Regions from separate parts of the Homo sapiens genome. Here region 2 is linked to region 1. A link is a loop called in an ENCODE intact Hi-C map of the cell type or tissue named here. Cell type or tissue: Caco-2. All regions are shown on one strand. Links, peaks and the distances in the headings refer to the core of each region. The heading gives the core; the rest is flanking DNA. Region 1 holds the start of LOC124902224 (a long non-coding RNA gene). Region 2 overlaps CCDC180 (coiled-coil domain containing 180).

Evidence for each region. Hi-C counts contacts between places; a loop is a spot of excess contacts. Peaks named below come from ENCODE experiments on the same cell type or tissue, not always from the same donor. Only the 100,000 strongest peaks of a DNase experiment are listed, where the experiment ranks them.
Region 2: a loop joins it to region 1, with 2.7 times the contacts of the local background. A loop is called at or near these places in 1 of 110 quality-filtered maps.

The regions. Positions count from the first base shown.
Region 1 is chr9:97,222,073-97,236,340 of GRCh38, forward strand. LOC124902224 (a long non-coding RNA gene) reads left to right here and starts at 7,824. Exons shown (of 3, transcript XR_007061684.1): 1 at 7,824-7,864; 2 at 11,130-11,279; 3 at 12,813-12,945. LOC107987025 reads right to left here and starts at 5,039. Exons shown (of 1, transcript XM_047424315.1): 1 at 1-5,039. The coding sequence starts at 355. It also overlaps the pseudogene ANKRD18CP and the pseudogene VN1R52P. RefSeq lists enhancers at 1-304, 10,088-10,685. In Caco-2, for the core only: no CTCF peak of the experiment used is centred there; DNase peaks (open chromatin) are centred at 10,479 and 11,179; H3K4me3 peaks cover 934 bases.
Region 2 is chr9:97,344,207-97,361,742 of GRCh38, forward strand. It overlaps CCDC180 (coiled-coil domain containing 180), which reads left to right. Exons shown (of 37, transcript NM_020893.6): 20 at 3,108-3,283; 21 at 4,905-5,085; 22 at 6,203-6,349; 23 at 10,363-10,507; 24 at 10,686-10,802; 25 at 13,421-13,519; 26 at 15,776-15,895; 27 at 17,520-17,536. It overlaps SUGT1P4-STRA6LP-CCDC180 (SUGT1P4-STRA6LP-CCDC180 readthrough), which reads left to right. Exons shown (of 45, transcript NR_036529.1): 31 at 10,363-10,507; 32 at 10,686-10,802; 33 at 13,421-13,519; 34 at 15,776-15,895; 35 at 17,520-17,536. Among named protein-coding and RNA genes, the nearest start is that of MIR1302-8, 11 kb to the right of the region's middle. In Caco-2, for the core only: no CTCF peak of the experiment used is centred there; DNase peaks (open chromatin) are centred at 9,755, 10,565 and 13,825.

The DNA of each region.
Region 1 (14,268 bases), core at 5,816-13,815:
CTCCTCCTCTGCCAGAGCTCGAGACCTCTAGCCAGGGGCCCTCTGCAACCACCGGGGATGGGGCTGAGGGCCGGTTCCCGCCCCTGTGCAGCTGCTGCAGGACAGACCGCCTGGCTTGGCCGCAGCCACAGGGACATCTGGCCCTGGTTCTGAGATGTGGGGAGTGCGGGCGGGCTCGAGAGTTGCCTGGAGGCTGCTGCCTGCACACAGAAGGCGGCTGCAGCTTGGGTGCCCAGGCGGGCTGGAGGTGCATGGCCTGGTCGGCCTCGGGATCGCCAGCGCGCCCAGCCTGAGGGCCCCCAGGTCGTGCCTCCCGCCCACTCCTCCACCTGAGGGGGATTGGGGCCGCTGGCATGGGCACTCGGCAGTCACCCCGTGTGGGGTTGAGCGGCGGGTTCTCGGTTCTGCTCCTGTGCAGCCGCCGCTGGGCAGAATGCCTGGCTTGGCTGCAGCCACTGGGACACCTGGCCCTGGTTCTGCGATGCTGGGAGCGCGAGCGGGCTCGGAGGTTGCCAGGCAGCTGCTGCCTGCACACAGAGGGCGACTGCAGCTTGGGCGCCCAGGCGGCGGAGCATGGTCTGGGTGGCCTCTGGAATGCGTGCGCGCCAGACCTGAGGGCCCTCCTGCTGGTGCCACCTGACCCGGTCTTCCTCTGCTGGAGCCTGGAGCAGCTGGAATGGCCACTCTGCAGTCACAGGGGATAGAGTTAAGTTTTCTTATCCCAGGCATGCACACAAAAAGGTAACTATTCTGTGAGGTAATTAACATGTTAATTGACTTCATTTTGGTAATCATTTCAGAATGTGCATATAAACGCATCACATGTACAATTTTCTCTATTACACCTCAGTAAAGCTGAAATAATTAACAGGATCGAAAGGATAAACCCACAGTTCTATAGTAACAGTTGGACACTTCAATACCTCATTTTAATTAATGGATAGAAAAACCAGACAGAAGCTTTATGAGAAATACAAGACTTAAACAACAGTATAAACCATTGAGAGCTAATATACATATACAGAACAGTCCATCCAACAACAGCAGAACATACATTCTTTTCAAGTGTATATGGAACTTTCTCTAGGATAGGCCATATCTTCGTCCACAAAATATGTCCTAATCATTTTTAAAAGTTTGAAATCATACAAAATATAATTTACAACCACAATGGAAGAAACAACAGATAAATAAGTGAAAACTGGAAAATTCACAAAAATGTGAAAATTAAACAATACAGTCTTAAACTACCAGTGAGTGAAAAAATAAATCACAAGCAAAATTATAAAATATCTTGAGACAAAATAAAAACAAAACATACCAAAACTTATTGAATGCAGTGAAAGTAGAGTTCAAGGGAAAATGTATGGATATAAACAACTACATTTAAGAAGAAATCTCAAATCAATATCCTCATTCTATACCTAAAGGCAATGGAAGAAAACAAAAAAAGACTAAATCCAAAGCTAGCAGAAGGAAAGAAATAATAAAGAGCATAATTAGAGCATAAATCAATAAAATAGAATGTTGGAGAGCAGTAGAATAAATAAACATAGATTATTTGAAAGATCAAGCCTTTCACTATATTGACTGAGCAAAAGATGGAAGACTAATTATTAAAATAATAAATGAAAGCAGAGCCATTACTACCAACTTTACAGAAATACAAAAGGATTACAGGAGTATACTGTGAACAACTGTCTAACAACAAATTAGGTGCCCTGGATGAAATGGACGAATTGCTAGAAAGACACAAACTACTAAAGTGGTTCAAGAAGAAAGAGAAAATCTGAATAGACCTATAACCTAAGAGATTGAATTAGTAATCGAAAGCGATTAACAAAGAAACATTTATGACCAAATAGCTGCATTAACTGGTGAGTCAACCTAACATTTAAAGAAGAATTAATACCATTTCTTCTCAAAGTCTTCTGACAAAATATGTGAAGAAGGAATACTTGCTAATTCATTTTTTGATAATAGCATTATCCTTATACCAAAGCCAAGGAGAGCACAAAAAAGAGAACTACAGCACAATATCCCTTATGAATATATAAGCAAAAATCTCTGCAAAATACTAGCAATACTACCAAAATACTAGCAGCAATACTGTATAATCAAAGGATTGTAAACTATCACCCTGTGAGATTTATCCCCAAAATGCAAGGGTGGCTCAACATATAAAAAAATCAATCAGTATAATGTACTGTAACAGTAAAATGAATACGCACATGATTATTTCAATTGATGAAGAAAAAACATTGATGAAATACAATACCCTTCTATAATAAAAATACTCAATAAACTAGGCATAGAAGGGAACTTCTGCAACCTGACAATGGGATGTATAAAAACCCAACAGTTAATATCATGATCAATGATGAAACACTGAAAGCTGTTTTCCTAACACCTAGAACAAGACAAGGATGGTGCATTTGCCACTTGTATTCAACATAGCATTGGCAGTTCTACCCAGAGCAATCAGGCGAGACAAAGAAATAAAAGGCATCTAAATTAGAAATAAAAAATAGAAGTAAAATTATATCTACACATGATCTTATGTGTATAAAGCTCCAAACAAAACACAAAACCGATTATAACTAATAAAAGAGGCAGGATGCAAAACAAACATATGCAAATGAGCTATATTTCTATATAGTTGTAAAGAACTATGAAAACATTTAAAAAATTCCATTTATAATAGCATCAAAGAATAAGTTATTCAGGCATAAATCTAATCATGGTGGTATACACAAAACTTTGCTGAAAAAAACTAAAGAGAGTGGAAATAACTGGAAAGACATTCTGTGTTCACGGGTTGTAAGACAATATTGTTAAGATGACAATACCATCTAAAGTAATCTACAGATTCAATGCAATACCATCAAAATCCCAAAGGCATCTTTGCAGAAACAAAGAAACTCATTCTAAAATTCATACAAAAATTCAAAGGATCTGACAGACAAAAACAGTCTTGAAAAAGAATATTGGAAAACTCACATTTTTCAGTTTCACAACCTATTACAAATCTACAGTAATCAAGAGAGTGTGGTACTGGCATAAGACCAATAGACTTTTAGACCAATAGAATAGAATAGATTTGAGATCCTACAAATTAGTCCTCACATATATGGTCAATGACTGTTCAACAAGGTGGCCAAGTCTAGTCAAGGGAGGAAAGAACAGTCTCTTCAACAGCTGGATGTCAGTGCACAAGAGAGAAGTTAGAACCCTACCTTGCAGTATATACAAAAATTAATTATAAATTAATAAAAGACTTAAATGTAAGGACTAAAAATATGTAACTCTTAGAAGAAAACACAAGGTAAACCTTTATGACCTTTGAGTTTTAAGTGTATTTTGAAGTATGACAGAAAAGCACAGATAACAAAAGAAAATACTCATAAATTAGATTTAATCAAAATAAAAAACCTTTATGCATCAAAGGATACCATCAAGGGACTGAAAAGACAACCCATAGTATGTGAGAAAATACGTATCTGATAAAATCAAAGTGTGTATCTGATAAAAGCTTAATATCCCACAACTCAACAACAGAATTTCTAACATCCCAATTAAAAAATAGGCAAAGGACTTGAATAGACATTTCTCCAAAGAAGATACATAAATGTCTATGAAGGACAAGAAAAGATGCTAAGCACCATTATTCATTAATAAAATGCAAGACAAAATCAAAACGAGATGCCACTTTGCATCCACTAGTAAGGCTTTCATAACAACGACACAGAAAATAAATGTTGCTAAAGAGGTGGAGAAATTGGAGCCCTCGTGAACTGACTGCTAGGAATAGAAAATGATGCACTTGCTGTGGAAAACAATTTGGTGGTTCCTCACAGAATCACACAGAGAAACAGAAATTCCACTCCTAGGTATTATTCACACACAAAAAAATTGACAGCAGGGTCTGGAACAGATATTTTTACACCCAAGTTAATTGCAGCGTTATTCGTTATAGCCAAAAGGCACGGACAACCCGTGTCCATCAACAAATGAATGGATACACAAATATGATACATAAATAATAGAATATTATTCAGCCATTAAAGAGGATGAAGTTCTGATACATGCAACATGGGTGAAACTTGGAAATATGATGCTGAGTGAAGTAAGCCAGACACGAAAGGACAGATGTTGTATGATTCCACTGATATGAAATATCTAGAATAGGCAAATTTGTGAAAATAGAATGAAGATTAGTGTTTCCCAGAGACTGGGGAGAGGTAGCAATGCTGGGTTATTGTTTAATGGGTACTTTATTTCTGTTTGTGATAGAAATGAAGATGCTGGTTGTACAAAACTGGGAATGTACTTAATGCTACTGAATTATATACTTAAAGTTAAAATTTTAACACAATTTAAAAATTTAAATATAGATCTGAGAATTCCTATATCCATTTTTATTTAAAAGTTATTTGCTCAATTGCCAAATATTAAGGTTTTTCTGAATATATTTTTGTTATTGACTTAATTTAGTCCTATTTTGCTCAGAGTACAAACTGTCTATGATTTAAATCCTTTTATATTTATTGAGAATTATTTTATGGTCCAGTATTTAATCTATCTTGATTAATGTTCCACATACACTTGAAAAGTAGATCTGATGATCGTCACCTTTACTCTGTTGATATCTGTTTCACACATTTTGAAGTTTCACTAGGTTCACCCATTTAAGATTGTTAATTTTATGAACTGGCCTATTTTGATTATGACTCGACACCTTTATCTTTGGCAGTACTCCTGTTCTGAAGACCACTTTATCTAATATTAATATGGGCATACCAACTCTTTTAGGATTAGTATTTGCATGGCACATTTACATCTATACTTTTGCCTAAATGTTGTGTCTGTATCTAAAATGTGGTTCTTGTGAGCAGCATAGTGTTGGGTCTTGTTTATTTATTTATTGTTTAATCTCATCTGAAAATCTGAACTTTGAAATTGAGATATCCAGTCCTTCTATATTCATGTATTAGAAACAGGGTCTGGCTCAGTCACACAGGCTGGGCTGCAGTGGCATGATCATAGCTCATTGTAACCTTGAACTCCTAGGGTCAAAAGATCCTCTCACCTCAGCCTCCTGAGTAGCTAGGAATGCAGGGATATGGCATTGTGCCTGGCTAATTTTTTATTATTTAAATTTTTCTTTTTTTGCAGACACAGGATCTCACTATGTTGCCAGGGCTGGTCTCAGACTCCTGGTCTCAACTCATCTTCCCACCTCAGCTCCCAGAGTGCTGGGGTTACAGGCATGAGCTATGAAGGCTGGGCCCTTTTATATTTAATGTAATGGTTGAAATGACTAGATTTAAGTGTACCCTGTTGCTATTTGTTTTCTGTCTCTGTTTCTTTTTTTCTCGATTCTTCCTTTAGTGTGATTATTTTTTAGTCTTCTGTTTTCTCTCTTCTGCTGGCTTTTTAGCTATATCTGTTTGTTTCAATTTTTTAAATTGTTAGCTGAAAGATTACAATACGTAGGCCAGACGTGGTGGCTCACACCTGTAATCCCAGCACTTTGGGAGGCTGAGGACTGCAGATCACATGAGTCCCAAAGTTCAAGACCAGCCTGGCCAATATGGTGAAACCCTGTCTCTACTAAAAATACAAACCAATCCAGGCGTGGTGGCATGCTCGTGTAATCCCAGCTACTTGGGAGGCTGAGGCATGAGAATTGCTTGAACCCAGGAGGTGGAGATTGCAGTGAGCCGAGATCACACCACTGCACTCCAGCCTGGGTGACAGAGTGAGACTCCGTCTCAAAAAAAAAAAAAAATTACAGTATGTATCTTTATCACAGTCTACCTTGAGTATATATATATATATATATATATATATATATTTTTTTTTTTTTTTTTTTTTTTTTGAGACGGAGTCTCGCTCTGTTGCCCAGGCTGGAGTGCAGTGGCACAATCTTGGCTCACTGCAAGCTCCACCTCCCGGGTTCGCACCATTCTCCTGCCTCAGCCTCCCGAATAGCTGGGACTACAGGCGCCCACCACCACGCCCAGCTAATTTTTTGTGTTTTTAGTAGAGACGGGGTTTCACCATGTTAGCCAGGATGGTCTCGATCTCCTGACCTTGTGATCCACCCATCTCGGCCTCCCAAAGTGCTGGGATCAGAGACGTGAGCCACCGCGCCCGGCCTGAATTAATATTTTAACACTTTTGTTAAAGATAAGAGCCTTAAAATGGTATAATTCCAATTACTCTCCTTTGTCCTTTATGTTAGTTTTGTCACTTATTTTTTTTCTGCATGTTTGTTGTGAGTTATCAGGAATTAGTGTTGGATTTTGCCAAAATTCTTTTATGTCTTTTGACATGATTCTATTGATTTTCTACTTTATTTATTTATATGATGTACTATGTTCATTGTGTTTTAGATAGTAAACCAAATTTGCATTACTAGTATTAATTCCAGAGACATGTAGTGTATGATCGTCTTACATACTGTTGGATGTAATTTGCTTCCAGGCTGTTAAACATATTTGCAGGTAAACTTATGAGAGACATTGTTTGGCACTTTCCTTTTCTTCTGATGTCTCCATCCTGCTTTGGTATCAAGCTAATACTGGCTTTCTAAAATGTTTTGGCATATCTTCTCTTCTGTATTTGCTGGAAATGTTTGTGTATGACTGATATACTTTCTTCCTTAAATGTTAGATGGAATTCATGGGTTAAGGCTTCTAGCACTACACTCTTCTTCAGAGGGAATATGTTTAATTACTAATTCAATTTTTTTTTACTTTATATACATCTATTAAGATTTTCTATTTGTTCTTTAGTCAATTTTGCTACTTAATGTCTTTGTCGGAATTTGCTTATTTCATTTATGTTGCTAAACTTGTTGACATTAGTTGTTCATCATAATACCTTAAATTCTTTTAAAATTTCTGTTGAATCTGTTGTGAGGTTCTATCTTTCATTCTTTTTTTTTTTTTTTTCTCAGACAGAGTCTCGCTCTTGTCACCCAGGCTGGATGCAGCATCCTGCTACTGGATATGTAGATAAAAGAGAAGTATTACATCTTTGAGATATGGAATCAACCTAAGTGCTGCTCTAAGCATACAAGTGCAGGTATCTTTTTTATATAGTATTTCTCCTTTATGTATATATCCAGTAGCAGGATTGCTGTATTCCATATCTTTACAATAGCAAAGATATGAAATCAATCTAAGTGTCCATCAATAGATGATTGGCTAAAGAAAATGTGGTATGCATACAGTGGAATACTATTCAGCCATAAAAACAATAAAATCCACAGTAGTCTCATGTAACAAATCTGCACATGTATCCCTATGTCTAAAATAAACTTCAAAATTTAAAAAAGAATGAAATCATGTCTTTTGCAGCAACATGGATGGAAATGAAGTTCATTATCTTAAGTAAAATAACAGAAACAGAAAGTCAAATACTGCATGTTCTCACTTATAAATAGGAGCTAAATAACACATACTCATGGACACAGAGAGTGGAATAATAGTCATTGGAGACTCAGAAGGGTGTGTGAGTGAGAGGGGTGAGGGTTGAGCAATTTCATAGTGGATATAATGTGCACTCTTCAGGGAATGTTTACACTACTAGTCCAGACTTCACCACTACCCAGTATGTCCATGTAACAAAACTACACTTGTACCCCTTAAATGTATACAAATACAAATTAAAACATGCATGAGAGAGGACCTTAATTTTTCTTTTCTCTTTCTCTCTTTCATTCTTCTTTTTGACAGAGTTTTGCTCTTGTCACCCAGGCTGGAGTGCAGTGGTATGATCTCGGCTCACTACAACCTCTGCCTCCCAGATTCAAGCGATTCTCCTGCCTCAGCCTCGAGAGTAGCTGGGATTCCAGGTCTGTGCTGCCACTAAGTAGAGACGGGGTTTTAACATGTTGGCCAGGCTGGTCTTGAACTCCTGACCTCAGATGATCTGCCTGCCTTGGCCTCCCAAAGTGCTGGGATTACAGGCATGAGCCACCGCGCCTGGCCAAAATCAGTTATCAACTAATTTTCAAACATGTAACTAGCAGGGGTCCCAGTAATGGGGGGACCATTATTGCATGCTTTGAAATTTGAGGGTCTCATTCTGCTGATTAATGTCTAGGCAGCAAAAAACAAAACAAAAAGCAGTACAAACCAAAAAAGTCTACGATGCCTATCAGGGAATGTTTAAGGTTTGTACCAGTGTTTTTTTTTTTTTACGGTGTGCTTGACACAGAATTTTGTTTTACTTGCTGGGCAGGCTGTGATCTAATTGCCTAGTTGTGACCAATTTTTCCCTAGATGCATAAATTTTTTTCTGAGACTGGCAGACCACTAAGGGTCACCTTGCCAGCCTGTGTACCAGTTAATTAATCCTTACCCAAGAGACTTTTTCTTCCAAGACTTTTTCCTCCAAGACTGTCCTAATAGTTTATTAATTTTTTTTTTTTTTTTTTTTTTTTTTTTTTTTTTTTTTTTTAGACAGAATCTTGCTCTGTTGCTCAGGCTGCAGTGCAATGGCACAATCTCGGCTTACTGCAACCTCTGCCTCCCAGATTCAAGCAATTCTCCTGCCTCAGCCTCCTGAGGAGCTGGGACTACAGGCGTGCCCACCATGCCCAACTAATTTTTGTATTTTTTCTAGAGAAGGGGTTTTTTGCCATGTTGGCCAGACTGGTCTGGAACTCCTGACCTCAGGTGTTCCACCTGCCTCGGCCTTCCAAAGTGCTGTAATTGCAGGCATGAGCCACCACACCTGGCCCCTAATGGCTTTGAAAGGGTTGACTCATGCCCGCCTTTATAGAAAGTAGATTTTGCTCTCAAGAAACATTTAGGGCCAGGCGCAGTGGCTCATGCATGTAATTTGGGAGGCTGAGGCAGTAGGATCCACTAAGGCTGGGAGATCAGGACTGGCCTGGGCTATATAGTGAGACCCTGTCTCTACAAAATACAAAAAAACAAAAAATTAGCCGGGTGTGCTGGCATGTGCCTGTAGTCCCAGCTGCTGGGGAGGCTGTGGCAAGAGGATCACTTGAGCCCAGGAGGCTGAGGCTACAGTGAACTATGATTGCACCACTGCACTCTTGCTGGGGTGACAGAGCAAGACCCTGTCTAAAAATATGTATATATTTTACACTAGTTCCTTATTAATTTTTAAAATATGATTTTCTGCAGAATCCTGGCAATGTCTTTTTTTAAATCTATGGACATGAACACATAACATTCTCACTGATTCTCTTAACATAATTAATTGTATTAATGGATTTCCAAGTGTTGACTCTCACTTGCATTTCTGGCACAAAAGGCAGTGGATTATGATGTAATGTTTCAATGTGCTGACACAATGGCTTCTAATATTTAAAAGTTTACATTTATATTCACACGTCCTATACTTTTGTAATACATGGCTCAAACCAGGGTAAGATCTCATATCACCTTTATGCACCCTTCCTGAAAACTATTGGGAAGATTGACTAAGACTTGAATAGTTTAGGTAGCGTCAGGTTATCAGTTAGTTTACTAGTAGAATTTCTCTCTGGATCATATGAACTTGGTGCTTCTGTGTATATGAGGGACTCTGATAAATGTCTCTGTTTCTTTTATAAATATTATACAATTTAGAATCTCTATTTCTCTAGGGGTAAATGTTAATAAAATATATATTTATAGAATATATAACATCTACATTTGATTGTTAATTTACATTGGAATGCCCAACATTGTTCCCATTTATTTTTCATATCAGTATTTGACTTCAAGTTGCTGTTTGCACTGTAATCTGTTCACATATCCTTCTCAAGTTCCTCGCATGATCCCATTTCTCTGTTCACAGTGAAATAATAGTTTGGCTCAGGAATCTGAGGATTAACAGAAAATTGGGTTTTCTGTAGGGGACCATCTCAGGAAAGCACAGACTCTAGTAAGACGCGTGTGCTCTGCTGCTAGCCCCTCAGTCTAGACTCACCCCTTCCTGCTCCCTCCCTAGGAGCCCCTTCCTGTTGCCTCCAGGGATTATGGAAAGCAAGAGCCTCTGCCAAACACTCTCATCTTGCTAGAGATGCCCACTAGAATGTGGGGAAAAGAAAGCGAGATCAGACTGTTACTGTGTCTATGTAGAAAGAAGTAGACATAAGAGACTCCATTTTGTTCTGTACTAAGGAAAATTCTTCTGCCTTGAGATGCTGTTAATCTGTAACCCTAGCCCCAACCCTGTGCTCGCAGAGACATGTGCTGTGTTGACTCAAGGTTTAATGGATTTAGGATTATGCAAGATGTGCTTTGTTAAACAAGTGCTTGAAGGCAGTATGCTTGTTAAAAGTCATCACCACTCTCTAATCTCAAGTACCCGGGAACATAATATACTGCGAAGGCTGAAGGCCACAGGGACCTCTGCCTAGGAAAGCCAGGTATTGTCCAAGGTTTCTCCCCATGTGATAGCCTGAGATATGGCCTCATGGGAAGGGAAAGACCTGACCATCCCCCAGCCCGACACCGGTAAAGGGTCTGTGCTGAGGAGGATTAGTGAAAGAGGAAGGCCTCTCTGCAGTTGAGATAAGAGGAAAGCATCTGTCTCCTGCTTGTCCCCGGGCAATGGAATGTCTCGGTGTAAAACCCGATTGTATGTTCCACCTACTGAGATAGGAGAAAACCACCTTAGGGCTGGAGGTGAGACATGCTGGCAGCAATACTGCTCTTTAATGCACTGAGATGTTTGTGTATGTGCACATCAAAGCACAGCACCTTTTTTTAACCTTGTTTATGACACAGAGACCTTTGTTCATGTTTTCCTGCTGACCCTCTCCCCACTATTACCCTATTGTCCTGCCACATCCCCCTCTCCAAGATGGTAGAGGTAATGATCGATAAATACTGAGGGAACTCAGAGACTGGTGCCAGGGCGGGTCCTCCATATGCTGAGCGCCCGTCCCCTGGGCCCACTTTTCTTTCTCTATACTTTGTCTCTGTGTCTCTTTCTTTTCTCAGTTTCTCATTCCACCTGATGAGAAACACCCACAGGTGTGGAGGGGCTGGCCCCCTTCATAGAAAATTGTACTTGTTTTTGGTAATTGGTAACTGGGACAAAGTTTCTTGAAATATCTTTAGCTCCCCAAATATGCACTGTCATTGTTGCCGCAGGTGAAATGCTCATTGCAGTGCTGCAAAAAGGTGAGGTCACAGGACACAAACCCATATCTGAGACCTGGATGCCTTCCTCCACGCACTCACCCACTGGCTGTCCTGAGCATCACCCTGCACCTATTGTCACAGCAACAAGGGAAAAATCAGGTGAGTATTTTCTATTTCAGTCTAGAAGGCATAGCCTGCAAAGGAAGGAAGTGTGCTGGGAGATGGAGCAGGGTCTTTTGTCTGGAAAACGGAATTCTGGGCTAGAAACTAAGTCGGTGCCAACGCAATGCAGGGAAGGGGAAATCATCACTGGGTCGTGGGCTGCACTCGTGGAGAAGGAATGGAGGTCAAGACCATAAACCAGCCCCTAACTGCTTCTCATTTAATGTAATCCTCACTGTTCATCATTGTTGGTTTGAATAAAGTCATGAAATCTTTTTTTTTTTTTTTTTTTGAGACAGGGTCTCATTCTATTTCTCAGGCTGGAGTGAAGTGGTGCAATTGTGGCTCACTGCAGCCTCGAATACCTCAGCTCAAACGATCCTCCCACCTCAGCCTCCTGAGCAGCTGGGACCACAGGCATGTGCCACCACACTCAGCAAACTTAAAAAAAATTTTTGTAGAGACAAGCTCTCCCTATGTTGCTCAGGCTGGTCTCCTGGCCTCAAGCAATCCTCTTGCTTCAGCCTCCCAAAGTGTTGGGATTATAGGCGTGAGCCATCACATCCAGCCTATTTTTAAGTTCTCTAATATAATTTGGAAATTAATTTGCCCGCTGCCCTGTCTTATCTGCATGAACATTTCCAAGATTTGTAGAGGTGTTTCTATGACACCTCCATGCCTGTGATCATGTATAAGATGTAGCTGATTGAATTATCTTATTCTGTTCAGAAATAGTAAATATAGTGTTTTCAACAACTCTGTGCATAGAATATACCAAATGGAGACCATAAGTGTGTCATGACAGAAAAAATCTATTGTCTCTTTATTATGGTGAGACTCTTTTCCCTCATTAAATCAGCAAAGAAAAGTAACTGAATTTAGCTTTTTGTGTTAGAAAAAAACATTATGCTCCTCAGCAGTTTTCAGAATTGCATTATTTTTTATCTTTCCTCTTGTTTAAAAATGTTTTCATGTCATCCCCAGGCTCAGTGCTCATTTTGGGTCAATGTATAATCATTACCTCCAGTTTTTCTTGTGCATAATGGACTTGAGTTTTAATATAGTGAACTGTTCTGACATTGAAATACTATATTTGATATTTTCACATTCTCCAGTCCTCACTTTTTTTTTTCTACACTCATGGTAATTTAGTTTCTCCTCTGCAATGCTTTCCCTCCTACTCGTTTTCCTTCTCCCTTGCTTAGCACACGGTCATTCCATTATGCCCTCCTTCTTGGTTAAGATGGAAAAGAACCTCCTCTTTTAATTCCATTTGTGCATTTAAGAAATTCCATTTGGTTGTATATAATTATTCTTCTAAGATTATGCTAAGATCAGACTATCTATATTTTACTTGGATCTCTGATCACTATAGATGATATTTGCCTATAAAACAAGTATTGGTGTTTTCAATCACAATCAAAAAGAAAAAACTCAAAACGATTCTTTTAAAAACTCACAAGAGGTACAAAAATATTTTTTAAATACATGGATTGTCTTAAAAATTATTTCTCTCTGTTGCTACGACAGCATAGTGGTCAAGTCCATTGTCAGCTTCTGACACTGCCTCTTACAAGGAGGTGACTTTGGAAATGTCATTCAGCCTTCCTGTGCCTGAGATCGCCTCACCTGTCAAATGGGAACAATAAAGCACTTCAAAGAATTGTTGTAAAAGTTCTATGTAAAACACTATTATAGTACTCTTATGCTAGGAATATATATCTATACACACATATATTTTTATAGTGAAACTCTCAGGAAGAGGAAAATGAAGTTTAATAGGAAATTAATGGCTTGAAAACAATGGTAAGTGGGAAAGAGTGGCTTTCAGTTGCCATGGTACGACAGGCCTCTTGTTTCCATGCCAGATCCTCTCACTCTGAATAGGATGATCAGTCATTGAAAAAAGACAAATGGCCTCCAGGGATGTGGCAATAGGAATATGATCTTCTTATCTCAGACCACAGTAGGATTCCTGGGCAATTGCTTTCTTCATCACCATTATAGTTATTTATTTCACCAGATGCACATTAAGGTCCACAGATCTGATTCTGCAGCACCTGACTGTAGCCAACTCCTTGGTCATTCTCTCTAAAAAATGCTCCATATCCTTGTCAATGCTTGGTATTGGAAATCCTTTTAATTTAAGTCATTCTGGTGGTAGTTTTGGTATCTCATTATAATTTCAATGTCCATGATACAGCTATTTTTTTTTTTTGAGACAGAGTCTGACTCTGTTGCCCAGGCTGGAGTGCAGTGGTGCCATCTCACTCACTGCAACCTCTGCCTCCCAGGTTCAAGTGATTCCTGTGCCTCAGCCTCCTTAGTAGCTTGGATTATAGGTGTGCACCACCAAGCCCAGGTAATTTTTGTATTTTTAGTAGAGATGGGGTTTTGTCATGTTGCCCAGGCTGGTCTCCAACTCCTGGCCTCAAGGGATCCACCCACCTCGACCTCCCAAAGTGTTGGGATTACAGGTATGAGCCACTGCACCCAGTCATGACATAGCTATTAATATAGAACTTTTCATGTGGGCCTATAGGTCAATCTAGGAATTCGCCCTTTCAGAGGCTATTCATATTTATATGCATATTGGTGCATGGCAGGGGTTGGTGTATACACCTTGGTGTATGGCTGAGCCATAACTGGAGCATACCTGAGAATTACCCTATTCTAAGTGTGTTTGGAGTCCCAGGCTAAGGAATCCGGGAGTAGCCAACACTGAGATTCACTACTTATCTATGAAGGACAGCCATATCCCTGCCCCATCCCTTGGAACACAGGCTGTACAGGTGATCGAGGCCCTTTGTTTTGGGTTAAATGGAGATTGCTAGAAGGAGGGTTCTAAGTGAAAATGCTATATGCTATATGGACTACATGCTTTTTTTTTTTTAATACGAACGGTAGTATTTCTCCAGGCCAGCCCACCACCACTGGACCACCCCTGTATATAACTCCTGAAAAAACCTTGTTTCCTTCACTGGTT
Region 2 (17,536 bases), core at 6,340-14,339, 120 kb after region 1:
GGCGTTCTCATTGTCCTCCTGCCTCTACAATGTCATAGGAGGGCTCATCAGCTAGAGATCTCCTGGTTCATTCACCTCCTGTATGTAACATGGGCAGGAGGCTGGAGACAAGGAATGAAAGGAGTGCAATCAGGCCTTTGGGCTCTTTCTCCTACACCTGAGCAGCATCTCACCTTGGAAATGTCTCTTGACTCAAACATCATCCCTCTCCTTCCTCTACCAGAGGCCATCATCTGCCCTCTCCATAGCAGATAGGACAAAGGCCAGCAAGGACTATCACAGGAGCTATTATTTACTGAGTGTATTTAATCCCCTTAATAACTGTGAGAGAGTTACCATACTTAACTCCATTTTACAGATGAAGAAACTGAGGCTCAGAGAGTTAGTCATTTGGCCTAGATATCCAGGACAGGAAGCAGTTTGATCCCAGATATGAATCCAGACAGACCCTGTAACTCCAGAATCTTGCACCAACCACTATGCTATCTGCCTTATGACTAACCAGAAAAAAAATTATCTGTCCAACTGATTGGGTTTGCATACTGAAGGATAACATGCATTCATAAAAGTATGAAAATCATAAGTGTATAGCTCAACGAATTGCCCAAATATGACACAGTTGATACCCAAAGCCCACAAGAAATAGAACCATTACCAGCCCTCAAGTGTACCCATCCCAAGTCACCACTCTCTCTTCCCCAAAGATAACAAATATTATAACTTCTGAGTTTATTTTGCTTATTTTTTCACTTTATCTAAATTAAGTCATACAGAACTCACTCTTTTATTATGTTTATGAGACATATATATTATTGAATGTGGCTAGGGTTCAGTTTTTATTTCTGTATAGTATCCCGTTATAAAAAAATGTTATCCATTTTATTAATCCATTTTACTGATACACATTTGGTCTTTCCAATTTGGGGATATACCAATAATGTTGCTCTGAACATTCTTGTACAAGTCTTCTGGTGAATATATGTATATGTTTCTGTTACATATAGAACTAAGAGTGGAACTGTTGACTCACAGAGTGTGTGTGTCCATATCCGTCTTTAGGAGATAGAGCCGAAAGATACTACAAGGAGTTTTCAAAAGTGGTTTTTAACAGTTTTACAGTTTATAACAGCATATGAGAACTTCAATCGCTCCACAACGTCAGTGGTATTGTCAGTGGTTTTTATTTTAGCTGTTCTGATATAGTTATAGTGGTGTTTCATTGTGGTTTTAATATGTATTCTCCTGATGAGTATGATATTGTATACCTTTAAAAATACTCATTGGGCCATTTGGTTATCTTTTTGGGAAATGCCTAGCAAAATCTTTTGCCTATTATTTTTCTGGTCGATTTTCTGTCTTTTTTTTATTAATTTATGGGAATTAATTATATATTCTGTAGCCGGGCATGGTGGTGTGTGCCTGTAATTCCAGCTACTCAAGAGGCTGAAGCAGGAGAATCGCCTGAACCCAGGAGGCGGAGGTTACAGTGAACCAAGAGAGTGCTGCTGCACTCCTGACTGGGAGACAGAGTGAAACTCCGTCTCAAAAAAAAATTAAATTATATATTCTATATAAGGCTTTGTCAGATAAATAAATGGCAAATGTTCATCCCCTCTCTGCACTTGCCTTTTTAAACTCTCTTTCAAGGTGTATCTTTTAATGAACAGAAGTTCTTATTTCTAATAAGGTCCAATTCATCAATTTTTAAATTAGGGTTAATTTACTTTGTGCCTTACCCCCAAGGACATGGAGATGTTCTCCGAAGTTATATATTTAAAATGCTATTGTTTTCAACTTCCATATTAACATCTAAAATCCACCTGGAACTGATTTTTTGTTTACGGTGTGAAATAGGGGTCAAGATTCACTTCTTTCCCATACAGATAACCAGTTGATCCTGGGTCACTTAATGAGGAGACTCTCCTCTCCCCCACTGCTCTGCTACGTGTCTTTTCTAGTTCTCTATGTGTCTATCCAATGACTTCACGCTGCTTTATTACTACAGCTTTACATTAAGCCTTAATATCTGATAGTGTAAGTCCTCCACCTTTAGTCTTCTCCTTCCATTATTCTTGGCTCTTTGTATTTCTACATAATTTTTAAAATTAGCTCAAGTTTCCATAAGACATCTGCTGCGATGTTGTTTCTTGTTATTGCATTGAATCTATAGATCAGTTTTTGGAAACTGACATCTTAACAGTACATGGCCAAAAAAGTACCATACATTTTTAAAAGGAAGAAATGATAAGCTGAGAAGCAACATTTGCAACTCACATCAAAGTCAATGACCTTCATGTCCCTAGTATATGAAGAGCTCCTAGAAATTGATTTGTAAAAAAAGAACAGCTATTCACAACAGAGAAATGGGCAAACGACATTCATGGACAGTACACAGAAAGAGAAATTAAATACTCTTGGGGTTTTTTGAGGCAAGGTTTCACTGTCGCCCAGGCTGGAGTTCAGTGGCATGACTCACTGCAGCCTTAACCTCCTGAGTAGATGGGACCATAGGCGCATGTCACCATGACCAGCTAATTTTTAAAATATTTTATAGAGATGGGGGTCTCACCATGTTGCCCAGGCTGGTCTCGAACTCCTAGGTTCAAGCAATCCTCCTGCTTCCATCTCCCAAAGTGCTGGGATCATAGGCATGAGCCACAGTGCCCAGCCTAAATAATCTTAAGCACATGAAAATATGCTCAGTCTCAATCATAATATAACAAAATTGTCAAATTTAGACGTCTGACAATACACTCTGAGACTGTGGAGAAATAGGAACATTGCTGATAAGAATACAAATTGCCTTCTAGTGGAAAACAGTTTGGCCATATCTGCCAAAACCACAAATGTATTTTAACCTTTGATTCAGCAATTCCAGTTCAAGGTCATTTATCCAAAGAAACAATTCTACATCTGACATACATAATGTCCTCCAGCAGTGGTATGGTTAAAAGAGTAATGGTCCATTTACACAATGAAATGCAATGTAGCTGGGAAATGAAATGAAGAATGAGTGAAAGGGGGAAGCACTTTGGGTCTCCATATGGAAAGACCTCTCATGGGTCATGATTGCTGGCAGGGCTGACCCTGGCTGGTCTCGCCCTCAGACTTCGAGCTGGCTTCTTCGAGCACCTTGAGAAGTGGTTTGACCAGTGTTCCCTCAACACCCGGGTCACCGTGGCCACCAAAATCAATGAGCTGGATTCAGAACTGGAGCTGCATCTGCACCTGCACCAGCCAAGAGCCCAGCAGATTGAAAAAGACATCCACAACGTCAGGGCAGGTACAGATGCTGCCTGGGAATGTCTGCCCTGCCCGCAGCCACTCCTTCAGCGTCTGCTCCACCGCGGCTCCATGTTCATTAGCTGCCCCAGTTTGTACCATGCAATGTTTAGCATGTTCTCATCACACCATGGAAGATGTACATGAGGGTTCGCACCTCTGAGGCTTGCAGAAAAAGGTAGTACTCCAAATCCTTCTGTGAGATTTTTTTCTCATTTCCATTTTTTTTTCAAGAGGGTGTTATAGTTGAAAACAAAGAGTGTTGTACTGTTTTAGCTCTTGGAACCCAGATCTGCTCATACACCTGTCAGATACACACCTGCATGGTGGATGTTCTAGAGGCAAGCTCATAGCTCAGGGAGTTGAAGCTCTCAGTTTCAACTCCTGTGACCGTGTGACCCTATACAGCTTACCTGACCTCTCTGACTCCTCTCTCACCTGCAGAAGGGGTTGATAGAAGTGTTAAGGAGGTGGTGATAAACCCTTTTAAAATGGTATAGTAAGGAATCATGAGCACCTTGTACAAGATACAGCCTCCAAAAGTGGTAGCCATTATTTCTACTTTATCATTTATCATACTTAAAAATACATGCATTTCACACCTATGTGGTGGACTCTGTTAATGCGGGGCGGGGGGGGGGCATGTTTTCAGTAGGATCCTTCAATGACCTCTGTTGGTTTTTCACCCAAATTATACTCCAACTCCTTCAAAGCCCTTTAGAGCTATCAGAGAGCCCCATCACTAACCCATGCAAACTCCTATTCCTGGAGCAGGGAAAGAGTTGTGCAAGTTGACAACTGGCCTTGAATCCCAGCGTTTGTGGGCTCAGGCAACTTGTGTGGCATTTGGAACCTCATTGTTCTCATCTGGAAAATGTGTGTGCTAAATGCACTGAGGAATAAAAAGGATTCTATGTGCACTGAGTAAAAGCTCCCTGAAGGCTGGCTCCATTTCCTTCCCACGGCCCCTGACCCAATACACAGTGTGGAAAACAAGGCCAGAGAAGCAAAGTCCCAGCATCTCACCATTCATTTTTGGCAGAGCTGAGACCACAGCACTTCCACAACTTCAGATGATAGTGGGATCAGATGGGAGGTGGTCGGGGTCGGGGGGGTCTAGGGACTCTCTGCTCATTTAAAGGCCCATGATGGAGCTCTGGAAGCCCAGTCCTTGTTCTTGCCACTCTACCTTGGAAGACAGTTGGAATTCAGGCTCACTGGACATAAGTATCCGCTGATGTTAAGGAGCAAACTCAGACTGCTCAGTGCTGTACTTGCTGTTACCCACCAGACCCTCTCACCTAGATCTCAGCCCTCCCCAACACCCCCTGCCCATCCTGCCTGCTACTCAGCTGCTTCCCAGACTCTCCATCTTCCTGGCTGTGTTCCCTCTGCTCCGGGCAGGGTGTCTCCACAAACAGGAGCTCCCTGCTCATGGCCAGGCCTCCTCTCCAGCCCAAGCCCTGATGAAGGCAACAGGGGCAGGACAAGGGGCCTTGACCTGAATTGTTCCTGTTCTGCAGCTGGCCTGGAAGAGGCAGCAGGCGGGCCTTGTTCCAGGAAAGCAATGTGCTGAGGTGAATCGGGTCCCCGGGGCCCCAGCTCTCTTAATCCTTTTTCAGCCGAGCTTTTGCTTCATCAAGAGCAGTTGGACAGCCACTGTGCTGGGGTGACCGAGACGCTGAAGAAGAAGCGGCTGATGTTCTGCCAGTTCCAAGAAGAGCAAAACGTGAGGAGCAAAAACTTCCGCCTTAAGATCTATGACATGGAGCACATCTTCTTGAATGCCACCAGGAGCCAAAAGTAAGGGGTCCTGGGAGTCTCCACCCCAGCCATGTGGCTCTGGAATCCCAGTTCGGCTGCTGCTTTCAAAGGAGCCCCCCTCCCTGTAGACACAAAAGCAGAAGGCACCTCCAGAGCCTTCTTTTGAGTTAAACTCTTCAAGAGAGTCAAGTCAAACTCTGTGTGGAATATTGCTTGGGAGGGCAGGGAGTGAGCAGCCAGAGAGCAAAGTATATGCACAGGCAGCATGCAAGGGTGCACACCATGTGCTATGAAATATCAGTGGTGGGGAAGACCACTTCCCCTCAGGAAAAATCAGGGAGGGCTTCCTGCAGGAGGCAGCATTGAAGATGAACTCAGAGGAGCCCTGAATGGAGAAAGATGGGAGAGGGTTGAATTCCACAATCAGTGAAAGAGCACTGGCCCAGCTCAGTGTAGGAGCGTGCTCAGGGCAGAGCAAGGGGCTCCAGAGAGGCCATTTGGGTTATGAGATGGAGGCCTCAGGCAGGTCACAGGGAGGAGACTGGCAAGTGTCTACGCAGCCATCAGGCACATGAGGGACAGCTGTTTCTGGTGGACTTGGTTGTAAAGAGGACACTCGCAGGGCACTCTTTTGGGGTATCATGGGTGCAGGAGCCACCTTGCTGGGGGTCAGACACAGCCCATTGGAGCAGGGACAAAGATCCAGTAGGATCTTCTGGGATTCTTTCACCAATTTGATGTGCTCTGATCCAGCACACCCAGAATGTGTCCTGCAGACACTGGAATTTTGAACTTCCTTCTACTGCCGCTTTTGCTACCCAGAGAAGCTGTGCAGCTGGGCACTGCTTGTGGAGCCCAAATAGACTCCCAGGTTGTCCTCCTTTCAGGCCCAGGTCACCACCCTCCCCTCTCATGCCCCCCAAACTGGTCACCCATCAGCGTTGTGCCCCCAGGAAGGTCACCTATCACCACCTGCCCCTCCCATGTCCCCAGGATCCTCACCATCACCACCTGTCCCTCCTGTGTCCCCAGGCTGGTCATTATCGTGACCGGCCCCTCCCTTGTCCCTCAGGCTGATCACCATCACCACCTGCCCCTCCCTTGTCCCCCAGGGTTGTCCCCCATCACTGTCCTGTTCCTCCTCTGTCTCCCACAGGCTGGTCACTCTCAGCAACACACTGCACCAGGAGTTGCTTAGCTATGTTGATGTCACCCAGGTGTCCCTGCGCAGCTTCCGGCAGTACTTGGAGGAGAGTCTGGGCAAACTCCGCTACTCAAATATTGAGTTCATCAAACACTGCAGGTGGGAGCCAGTGTCCAGGGCCTCTTCAGGCCACCTGAGTTTCTCTATTGGGATGTGGTCTTGTTTCCCCCTTAATTTTTAGTTTTGACAAAATAAACGTAACATCAAACTTAACATCTTAACCATTTTTAGGTGCACAGATCAGTGGCATTAAGGATATCCTGGTTGTTGTGCTACCATCACCACCACTGGTCACCAGAACTTTTTCATCTTCCCAAACTGAAACTCTGTACCATTAAACAAGAACTCCCCATTCCTCCTTCCCCATGGCCCCTGGCAACCACCATCCTCCTTTCAGTTTCCATGAATTTGAAACCTCTAGGTACTTCATATAAGTGGAATCATATATTTGTCCTTTTCTTGTCTGGCTCATTTCATTTAGCATAATATCTTCAAGGTTCATCCATGTATCATGTATCATGTGTCACAAAATCATTCCTTTTTAAGGCTGAATAATGTTCCATTGTGTGTATATATCACATTTTGTTTACCCATTCATCTTTGATGGGCATTTGGGTTGTTTCCATCTTTTGGCTATTGTGAATAATGGTGGTAGGAACATTGGTGTACAAATACCTGTTCAAGGTCCTGGTTTTAGTTATTTTGGGTATTTCCTAGAAGTGGAATTGCTGGATTAAATGGTAATTCTATGTTTAACTTTGAGAGGAACCATCATACTGTTTCCACAGCAGCTGCGCCATGTTCATTCTCACCAGCAATGCACAAGGGTTCCAGTTTCTCTACATTATCACCAACGCTTGTACTTTCTGGTGTTTTTTGTTTTTTATAATAGACCTGTTAATGGGCGTGAGGTGTTTCTATGTTGTGGTTTTGATTTGCATTTCCCTGACGATTAATGCTGTTAACCTTTCCATGTGTTTATTGGCCATTCTTTCCCCTTATTTTTACCCCTGCAATCTTAATCCTGGATGAAAGTAATCCTAGATTTAGTCTTTGACATTTTTGAAAGGCTATATTTATTTTTTAAGGCTTATGCTATTTTAAAAATCACAAATCTTTTGATCATTAGAGCATAATCAAACACAGATTGTATATAAAGTACAAAGTGGAAGCCCTCCAAAAATATATTTTCTATGTGCCTGTACTTATGTATACATGAGCAAAAAATTGTTAGTTTTGTACAGAAATGGAATCCTAGTATACATGCTGACCCACAGCCCCCCACTACCAGCATCACCAAATCATGGTGATGTAGGGAATAAAGGAACCTCCTTTCCACCCCTGAAGTTTCAACAATTTGAGCCAATAAAACAAGGCCAGGCACAGTGGTTCATGCCAGTAATCCCAGCATTTTGGGATTCTGAGGCGGGCGGATCACCTGAGGTCAGGAGTTCGAGAGTAGCCTTGCCAACATGGAGAAACCCCGTCTCTACTAAAAATACAAAAATTAGCTGGGCATGGTGGCAGATGCCTGTAATCCCAGGTACTTGGGAGGCTGAGGTAGGAGAATTGCTTGAACCTGGGAGGCGGAGGTTGCCGTGAGCTGAGATCACACCACTGCACTCCAGCCTGGGAGACAGAGTGAGATTCCATCTCAAAACAACAACAACAACAACAACAACAACAACAAACAATAAAGACGATAAACAGATTAACGGGAAACCAATTTATTAACATGCAAGTGTGTAGGTGTCACACAAAGTTTGAAACTCAAACAAAGACCAGGTGGTTGAAGCTTAAATAGCCTCTTCATACGAGAGTGAGAAATGGGAGATGTAGGAAATTTTAGAGGAAGGGTAAATGATGTTTAGGGGAGATTAATGGACCCAAAGAACAGACAATAGCCTGGGACCAATTCTGTCTGGGCTCTGGGTGTGGTGTCAACTCCAGTCTTCCTTCCTACAACTATGCATCAGTTTCTCCTGGTTGATGAGATATCTGGGGAAGGGATTCACAACAGTTGAATATCTTCTGGAGGATCCAGCCTTTAGGTAGACAGGTGAACTTTAGAGAAAGCTCTTCCCTGCATTTGCTGCTCCCCAGGTACTCTCAGTTTGAAGTTCAAAGCAGCACATTTTTGGTTTCATTTTCTGAGCCCCAAGAGTGGGCACCTTCCATGTCAGTATCTGCAAAGCTTGCATTTGTTTTAAATATTATTAAGATTTTTCTGATTATAAAAATAGAATTTTAAAAGAAAATTTGGAAAGTAGCGAAAACTAGAACTATAATTTGACATGTTAATCATCTCTACCTTGCTTATCTCTGCATGTCTTGTATATTTTAGCTTCATTCTAGCTAATTTCTTTATATTATTCTTCCTAGTCACTGATTCACTCTGTAACTGTGTTGAACCTTCTGCAAATCTATTCATTGAGTTTTCAATTTTAATTATTATAGTTTCCATTTGTAGATATATACATATACGTATGTATATATATATATATACACACACACATATACATATATATATATACACATATATACGTATATATATATTTGAGACAGAGTCTTGCTCTCTCACCCAGGCTGGAATGCAGTGGCACAGTCTCCACTTACTGCAACCTCCACCTCCTGGGTTCGAGCGATTGTCCTGCCTCAGCATCCCGAGTAGCTGGGACTAGAGGCATGTGCCACGATGCCCAGCTAATTTTTGTATTTTTAGTAGAGACACGGTTTCACCATAGTGGCCAGGCTGGTCTTGAACTCCTGACCTCAAGTGATCCACCCGCCTCGGCCTCCCAAAGTGCTGGGATTACAGGTGTGAGCCACTACTCTCTGCCCATTTATAATTATATTTGATACTTTTTCAAAACTGCCTGCTCCTTGTTCATATTTTGAAGCTTACTTTTTATTCCTTTAAACATCTTAAGCCTAGTTATTTTATAGTCTATATCTGATATTTCTAATATCTAATGGTTTTTGGGAGGTCTGTTTCTGTTCTCTATTGTTTTACTGTTTCTCATGCATGGTATCTTGTATCTTGATTCCTTATCAATTTTTAAAACTACGAGTCACTCATTTTCCTTGGGACTTTATGGGTGGCATTCTTTGAGGCCTGGACTGGACATTGCATTCCTTCAGAGAGAATCCTTATTTGTTTCTGCTGGGTAACCAGGGAGCACTACCTACCCAGGACCAATTAGAATTCTCTGCTTGAGGTTTTTTGGGTCACTCCAGAGAACATGAATTCATTTTGTAAATGTATGTGAAGTCTAGTTTGTGTGATGAATTTTCAGGGGACAGAGATCTTCTTTCCTCTTTGCCCTTGGATCTAGACAGGCAAGAGTCCTGGTATCTGGTGGGGTTCGTTTCTTCCTCAGTCTTACAATGCAAATGTTGTCCTCTGGATCCAGCTCTAGGCTATCCCTTCACCTGTGCAGTCATCAAGACTGAACCTCCAAGTCTCTGGTGCAAAGTCTTGGCTTCTGGTGCTGCCCACATTCCAAGCTCCCCTTCTAGTTTCACTTCATCTGGAATTCTTTTTTTTTTTTTTTTTTTTGAGGTAGAATCTTACTCTGTCAGCCAGGCTGGAGTGCAGTGGCGCAATCTCGGCTCACTGCAACCTCTCCCTCCTAGGCTTAAGAAATCCTTCCATCTCAGCCTCCCAAGTAGTTGGAATCACAGGCACATGCCACCACACCTGGCTAATTTTTTTTACTTTTTTAGAGACAGGGTCCTGCTGCCCAGGCTAATCTTGAACTCCTGGCCTCAAGTGATTTTCCTGCCTCAGCCTCCCAAACTTATGAGCCACTGCGCCTGGCAAGTTCATGTGGAATTCTTACCTTTATACAGTTCCAAGAAAGCTATTTTTATTTCGAATTTTGTTTCAGTTGGGTCTGTTAGAGTCTCCAACCTGATGAACTGACAAAAATGGAAATTCTGCACTATTTATGAATCCTACTCCTGTCCTTAAGCTATCTGTGTTCATTTTCCCACATCTTGAACTCTAACCGGAAGCCTAGATTAAAAGTGTGTGTCAGCCACAGTATTTGGGATAGATGAGAACTCTTAGGTCTGATCTGTGGCTTTTATTTGTCTTTGATTATTTTCAGATTGTTTTCAGAGGGAGGCAACTTTTCTCCTAAAGAAATCAATTCACTGTGTTCCCGACTGGAGAAGGAAGCTGCCCGGATAGAGTTGGTTGAAAGTGTCATCATGCTCAACATGGAGAAGTTGGAGAATGAGTACCTGGACCAGGTAGGGCCCCCAGCCAGGCCCCAGGCCAACCGGTTCCACAGTATCCCTTGCTCAACTCCCTCTGAAGGGAGGGCCAAGCCCTCCATCCAACCATTCACTGGGCCTGTCCCCCTCCTCCTTCAGAGTCCAAAAGGTCCAAATTAAGCCCCTGTCCTTTACCCTTTATCTCTCTGTACAGGCCAATGATGTCATCAACAAGTTTGAAAGCAAATTCCATAACCTGTCTGTGGACCTTATTTTCATAGAGAAAATCCAGCGGTTGCTGACGAATCTGCAAGTGAAAATCAAGTGCCAGGTAGGATAGATTCATTCTTCATCAAGGATCTTTATCACACACACCTGCACACCAGGCACTGTCCCCGGTGCTAGGAGGCCATTGTGGTCTCTGTCCCGTGTGTGGGACTTGCTCTCCAGCCAGGAAGACAGACACAATCTTTTTTTTCTTTTTTTCTTTTTTTTGAGACAGGGTCTTGCTTTGTCACTCAGGCTGGAGTGCAGTGGCGTGAACACAGCTCACTGTAGCCTCAACTTCCTGGGCTCAAGAGATCCTCCAGCCTCAGTCCCACAAGTAGCTGGGACTATAGGCACACGCCACCATGCCCAGCCAATTTTTTCTATTTTTTGTAGAGATGGGGTCTCCCTATGTTGCCCAGGCTGATCTTGAATTCCTGGGCTCAAGCGATCCTCCTGCCTCAACCTCCCAAAGTGCTGGCATTACAGACATGAGCCACTGCGCCTGGCCAAAAATAAAATCTTAATAACTGCTAGTGTTTACTAGTTATTGAGCACCATGCATCCTGCTAAGCAACTTATTTTGATTAGCTGTGTTAGTCCTCACAAGAACTATAGGAGGCAAGTACTGTTTTTATCTCCATTTTAGAGATAAACTGAGGCAGTATTTTAGTGACTTAGGTAGGAACACAGAGCTCTTAAAGGGTAAAGTCAAAATGTGAACCCAGGTCTGACCGACACCAGAGCTTATGGCCTTAACCACAAACAGGCCATCTGTGCAACAGAAGGAGAAGGTGGCTGCGTGGGGATTGAGGGGCCAGAGGACTTAACCTGGGCTAAGAAAGTGGGGATTCCAGAGGCTTGAGGGAGAAGTAGGAACCAGCCAGGTAGGCGGTGGGGAGTGAAGCATTCTGGAGAGATGATGGAGAAAATCCAGGGGGCTGGAGCCCAGGACTGCAAGAGTGTGAGGGAGAGTGGGGAGCTCTGTGGTTGGAGAGCACCAGCGGGCAGACAGTGGGGGCCTGGGAAGGGTTCGGGTGGGGCTGTGTGCTCAGGGCTGCACTTCGAGGGTGGGGGTCCTGGCTGCTGACCACAGAAAGGCTGGAGGTGGGTAGGAGTGAGGCAGAAGTGTGAGGCTGATGGGGAGAGAATCATGGCCTGGGCACAATGTCAGCAGGGACACATTCTGATTCCAGAGCTGAGTGGAAGTGGGATGGGAGGGACTTGGGGTACACTGGAAATGAAGGGCCTGGGTTATCTGCATAGGTCAATGCCCATTCAGGGAACAATGTTTGAGGGCCCACTAGGACTAGGACAAGCCGAGGTGAGGACAGACTTGTCTTTTGGGAGTGGCAAGTGCAGTTCGATAAAAGAAGTGTTTGCTGGCATCTCACGCTCTGAGATAGGGACTCCAGACCCAGCTTCCTGCCCATTTCACCCCAGGAAGCATTTAATTCATCCATCTGTGAAATGGGAATCATAAAAGCAATTCCTAATATTATGGCACCGATAAAGGAGCTGATATGTGCTAAACTCATGACATAGTCCCTGGAGCATAGTGAATCCTCAGTAAAGGCAGGCTCTGGTGGAGGCCCCAGATGAGCCTCTCAGGACTGGCTTCCAGTCATTCCAGAAGGAGCAGGAGGCAGCTCCAGGGAGCAGAGCCCACGGCTCCAGGGCATGTCACCACACTCTTGTTTGAGGAGTATATTCCTAATGGGCCTCCAGCTGGTGCTGGCACTGATTCTTTTTTCTGAGCTAATATCTGGGGACTGTTCACAGTGTACAGGGGTTGCATTTCAAAATATCTAACACCTGTGATAAACAAAATACATTTCCATCATGGACAATACTGGGAATATAGAACAAATACAAAACAGAGAGTAAACCATAATTCTGCCACATAGCATAACCCCTGTTTAAGATTTCAATTTATTTTTTGAGTATTTTTCCTATACATGAAAAGATGGGGATATGCCAAAATTGGCTGTTTGCTATTTATACCAGTTTTATAAGCTGTATAATCTTTAAATATTCTGCAAAGACACTATTTTGATGGCTTCTCTGTCATGGATGTGTTGACATTTTTACTTAAGCATTCCTTTCTGGAGGAACATTTGGTGAATTTTGCTTCTTGTTATGAAAGGTGATGCTGTGAGAGGTGCACTTGCCAGGACAGTCTGACTGCATCCTTCGGACGCCTCCTGGAAGCCACAGTCCTGGGTCAGAGCATGACCTTTCTACGGCTCTCTAAGCTTTCCAGGGAGTTTTTACAGCCTTGGCTCTGCACTGCTGGAGCAGAGCCTGTGCACTTGCCAGGACAATCTGACTGCATCCTTAGGGTGCCTCGTGGAAGCCACAGTCCTGGGTCAGAGCATGACCTTTCTATGGCTCTCGAAGCTTTCCAGGGAGTCTTTACAGCCTTGGCCCTGCTAAAGCAGAGCCTGTCCTCCCAACTCCCTCACCACACTCTGGGGTGCCAATTTTGCTTGAACCTTACTTACTTGAGAGGGGAAAAAAATCTTTTTAATTTGTATCAATGTCTGGTAAAACTGCATATTTTTCCCTGATTTCATTTTTTTCAGTGCTTAATCAGTTTCTCAGATGGTATGTTTCACAGAATGTTTCCCAGATCACAATATGTATTCTAGAAACAAAATCTCGGAACCTCTGGTTTTCTAGGTGGCAAAATCCAATTCGCAAACAAATGGATTAAATTTCTCTCTGCAACAGCTTCAGAACAAGATAAAAACTTGTCAAGAGTCCAGGGGAGAGAAAACCGTAAGTGTTCAATAGATTCTGCATGTGAATAATAAAGATATATCATGCTAAAGTCATAAATGTGAAATAAATTTACCTGTGTGTATAGGATTTCTCCAGCACAAGGTTGGCGGGGTGGGGGGACATCTCTGAGCCTTCCTACTTAACCCCTGTTTCATGGAATGAAGAAAGGAACAAAAGAGAAAGCAGCCACTGTTCACCTCCAACCCCTCCCAGGCAAGCATGGAGCAGCGTCTAGTGTTGGGGGAGGCCTGAGTCTGGCTTCCTCTGACCTCACTCCCTTGGGATGTCACCAGGTGTCCCTTGCTGTAAGGAGAACTCAGTCCTAGATGCATGACAGAAGCAGGGCCCTGCCCCCTGAACAACCACTTTTTGTTTGACTTTCCACTTGCTTTTTTTTTTTTTTTTTTTTTTGAGACGAAGTCTCACTCTGTCACCCAGGCTGGAGTGCAGTGGCACAATCTCAGCTCACTGCAACCTCTGCCTCCGGGTTCAAGTGATTGTACTGCCTCAGCATCCCAAGTAGCTGGGACTACAGGCACCTGCCACCATACCCGGCTAATTTTTGTATTTTTAGTAGAGACAGGGTTTCACCATGTTAGCCAGGCTGGTCTCAAAACTCCTGACCTCAAGTGACCCGCCCACATCAGCCTCCCAAAGTGCTGGGATTACAGGTGTGAGCCATCGCATTCGGCCTCACTTGCTTCTTTTGATCGTAGCACAGAAACTGGTTTTCTGTGTTTAAAGTATGAAAAGTCAGAATTGGAACAGTTTGTGGAGAGCGTGGTTCCAAGCGTTCGCCTGGCTCTGATCCTCAGAGCAGGTCTCTGGTTGTCTATGTGCTGCTTTTTCTGCCATGAGTGCACGACTCTGTCCCCCAGTGAATGACAGCACACCCTTCAATGATGGGGGACATCGGGAGTTCTCTTCCTGGATCTACGGGTTCAACTCCGGGCAAATGACTTAAACTTGCTCAACTCAGTCTCCCCTGGCCTGTCGCCCAGGCCACACCAGGGAACCATTCCTCAACAGTCCAGCCAGGTGCTCCCAGAACCAGACACCCCAGCCTGAAGGTTCTGGAGTGGGAAGCTTTCTCCTCACCGTTCTCTGTCTTTTCTCTACCATTTCAGTGACTCTGAGTTGCAGTTCTATTATTAGCACTGAGAGGATGTTTATTTTTCTGTCTTTATTGCTTTTTCTTATATAGTTTATTGCATGACTCTTGAAAAAAGCGTAAACACCCACAAAGCATAGTTTGCAGAATAAATGTCCCTCTCACTATTCTCATTTTGCACAGAGGCACTGTAAACCCTGTTATGTATATGCATGCACTTGTTTCTACACATCCACTGAGATTACTTGCCCTGCAGTGCAGTTGTGCAGAGGAAGGGTGGCTCCTATATTTTGCCTGTGACTTGCCTGATCTCCCTTATGAGCCCCCTAATGAGGAGCAGGGGGAAGATGAGGTTAATCAGCTGTAACTCTTCAACAGGCTCTTTAAGGCAGCTCTACCTCTCCAGAACAGAAACGTCCAGTCTCTCACATCCTCGCCTCCCAACCCCTGCTCTGTCCTCTCCTGTTAGGGTGTTGGGTGGGTGCCAGGGGCTTGCCCAGCCTCCCAGCCAGGTGAGGATCATGTGAGCATGGGTGTGCGGGCATTCCTGTGTTGACAGAGGAGGCTGGCTGGACAGTCTGCAGAGCGGTGATTAGGGGACAAGAGTGATGCCTTGAATGTGTGGCGAGAGGGAAGATCCTCACCGTTGCATTCCTGCACACCTGTGGGGTGCTGCTCCGAGAGGGTGCGTGTTAGACATTGCCATGGAGGTGGCCAGATCACTCTCCTACACACTCCTGCACACCCTTGCCACCTGCGTCAAATGTTTCCTTCTAAACATAGAATGTGAGAGCCAGAGGAGATCCTAGGGAATATTTTGTGTCCCCATCTTACAGATGGGGAGAACAAGTTGAGCAAGTTTAAGTTATTTGCTCAGAGTTGAAACTGTAGATCCAGGAAGAGAACTCCTGATGTTCCCATCAGTGAAGGGTGCGTTGTCCTTCACTGTGAAGTGAAGGCTGCCTAGCAGAGCCAGCCCAGCCTTCCCCACTCCCCAAGGGCCTTCCCTGCATGTGAGGAGCCTCCATTAAGCCAAGAGGTATCCTCATCAGCCCAGCCCCTGTTCCCGCACTTCCCACAGAATCTACCCACCCTCCTGCAGTCTGCTTCCTTGGGGCTTTCTTCCTCCCTTTTCTCACCAGACAGTGACCACAGAAGAACTCCTCAGCTTCGTCCAAACTTGGAAGGAAAAACTGAGCCAGAGGATTCAGTACCTTAACTGCAGCCTGGACAGGGTGTCCATGACTGAACTGGTCTTTACCGTAAGGAATGGGATAGGGTGGCAGGAAAGGGTGGGTGAGCTGTTGTCTGGGCTCCCAGGAGACCTGCAGGGCTCAGTAGAGCCAAAGGGAAGAGGGGACTCCCAGGCCTCCGCGGGACATCAGGCTTACTGAGATGCTGTGGAAAGATCACAAGCTGTGAAGTCAGAGCTGGATTCTAATCCCCAGGGGGCCACTTCCTTGCATTGGTCTCAGAGGAGACCCCTCAGCTCCTGGCACTACCTCACCTGCTCCATCAGGACCCTCACTCACCCTATCCACGGAATCTCAAGCCAGTCCCACCTCTCAGCCTCTTCCTTCCCACCTGCACCCAGGGGCAGCCCTGGCTTCTCCCCATGGCACCCCCAACACCTCATCCAGACCCCTGCCTCTTGCCCACCTGATGCCCACATCCTCTCACATCTCCCATGGTCCGTTCCCCGAACATGGCCAGAAGAGGCTGGTCAGACCATGTCACTTCCCTACCCTCGGGGCAAAGTCCAAACGCTTTCACTGGACACACAGCAGCCTCCACGGCTTGTCCTCCATGCCTCTTCATCCCTCTCACTCCGCCTAAGATGTCACTCCCCACCAAGCCTCCTCTCACCTCCTGGTCTGGGTCGGGGTCTCCCGGCCCATAGCACCTCCCACTTCCCCACACGATGGGGTCTCCATTTCGGTTGCTGTCTGCCCTGAGACTGCAAGCCTCTATGGGCAGAGCCTGCATCACCCCCACCCCTGCCCACACCTCACATTGGGCTGAGATGCTCAGCCAACTTCCAGGGAAGGGCCTGACAGCCAATGTCTGCAGAGTAGAGCACTGCTAGGCCCTGCTCTCACCACCAAGCCTTGACCAACCTTCCTTCCATGGGGAGGCCCTTCCCACCATGCAGCCAGCACTAGGCATCCATCTCCCTCTGGTGGGGTGTCCAGTAGCATGGGGCTCCAAGGGTCTAGCGTGAAGGTATTGAGTGACTAGGAGACTTTGAGTGAAGGTCTCCCAGGACTTCACTCAAGGGACTGACAGGCCATTGCTAAGATGAGACTCAGAATGAAACAGAGAACAGCCTAGGTGCTCACCATGGGCGCCAATTCCACACTTTCTCTAGGAGCCTGCTCAAGGGGAGCTGACCACTCACTCAGCCTGGCATTCACTCCTCCATCCATTTGGTCAAAAACATTGACCGGGCACATCTGCAGGTCTAACTTCAATCTCACAGAAGATACTGGAACTTTTCTTTCACAGCACTGGTCCCAGTTTTGGAGAAGCATTTATTGGTATAAGTGCAAGTTAAATGTCTGTCTTTTCTGACTAAACCACAAGCTCTGAGACAGGAGGGATCATATATGGCCTCTTGGCCCCTGTGTTCCTAGAACATGGGCAGAGACTTGTGAAGAGCAGGCACCCGGGAAAATTTCTAAAGGCATGAATAAACGGATGAATGAATGAATGGCTCTGTAAGGGAGATCACTTTACAGAGGAGAAAATAGTGGCTCAATGAGGTCAGCTAGCTTGCCTGCAGCCACTCCACTGAGGCAGGGTGGGAGGGAACATGAATTCGGCCTGCTGCCTCGCTGGCACCTGGGCTGGTCCTTACACCCTCAGGCCCTTCTCTCTGGCCTGCAGAACACCATCCTGAAGGA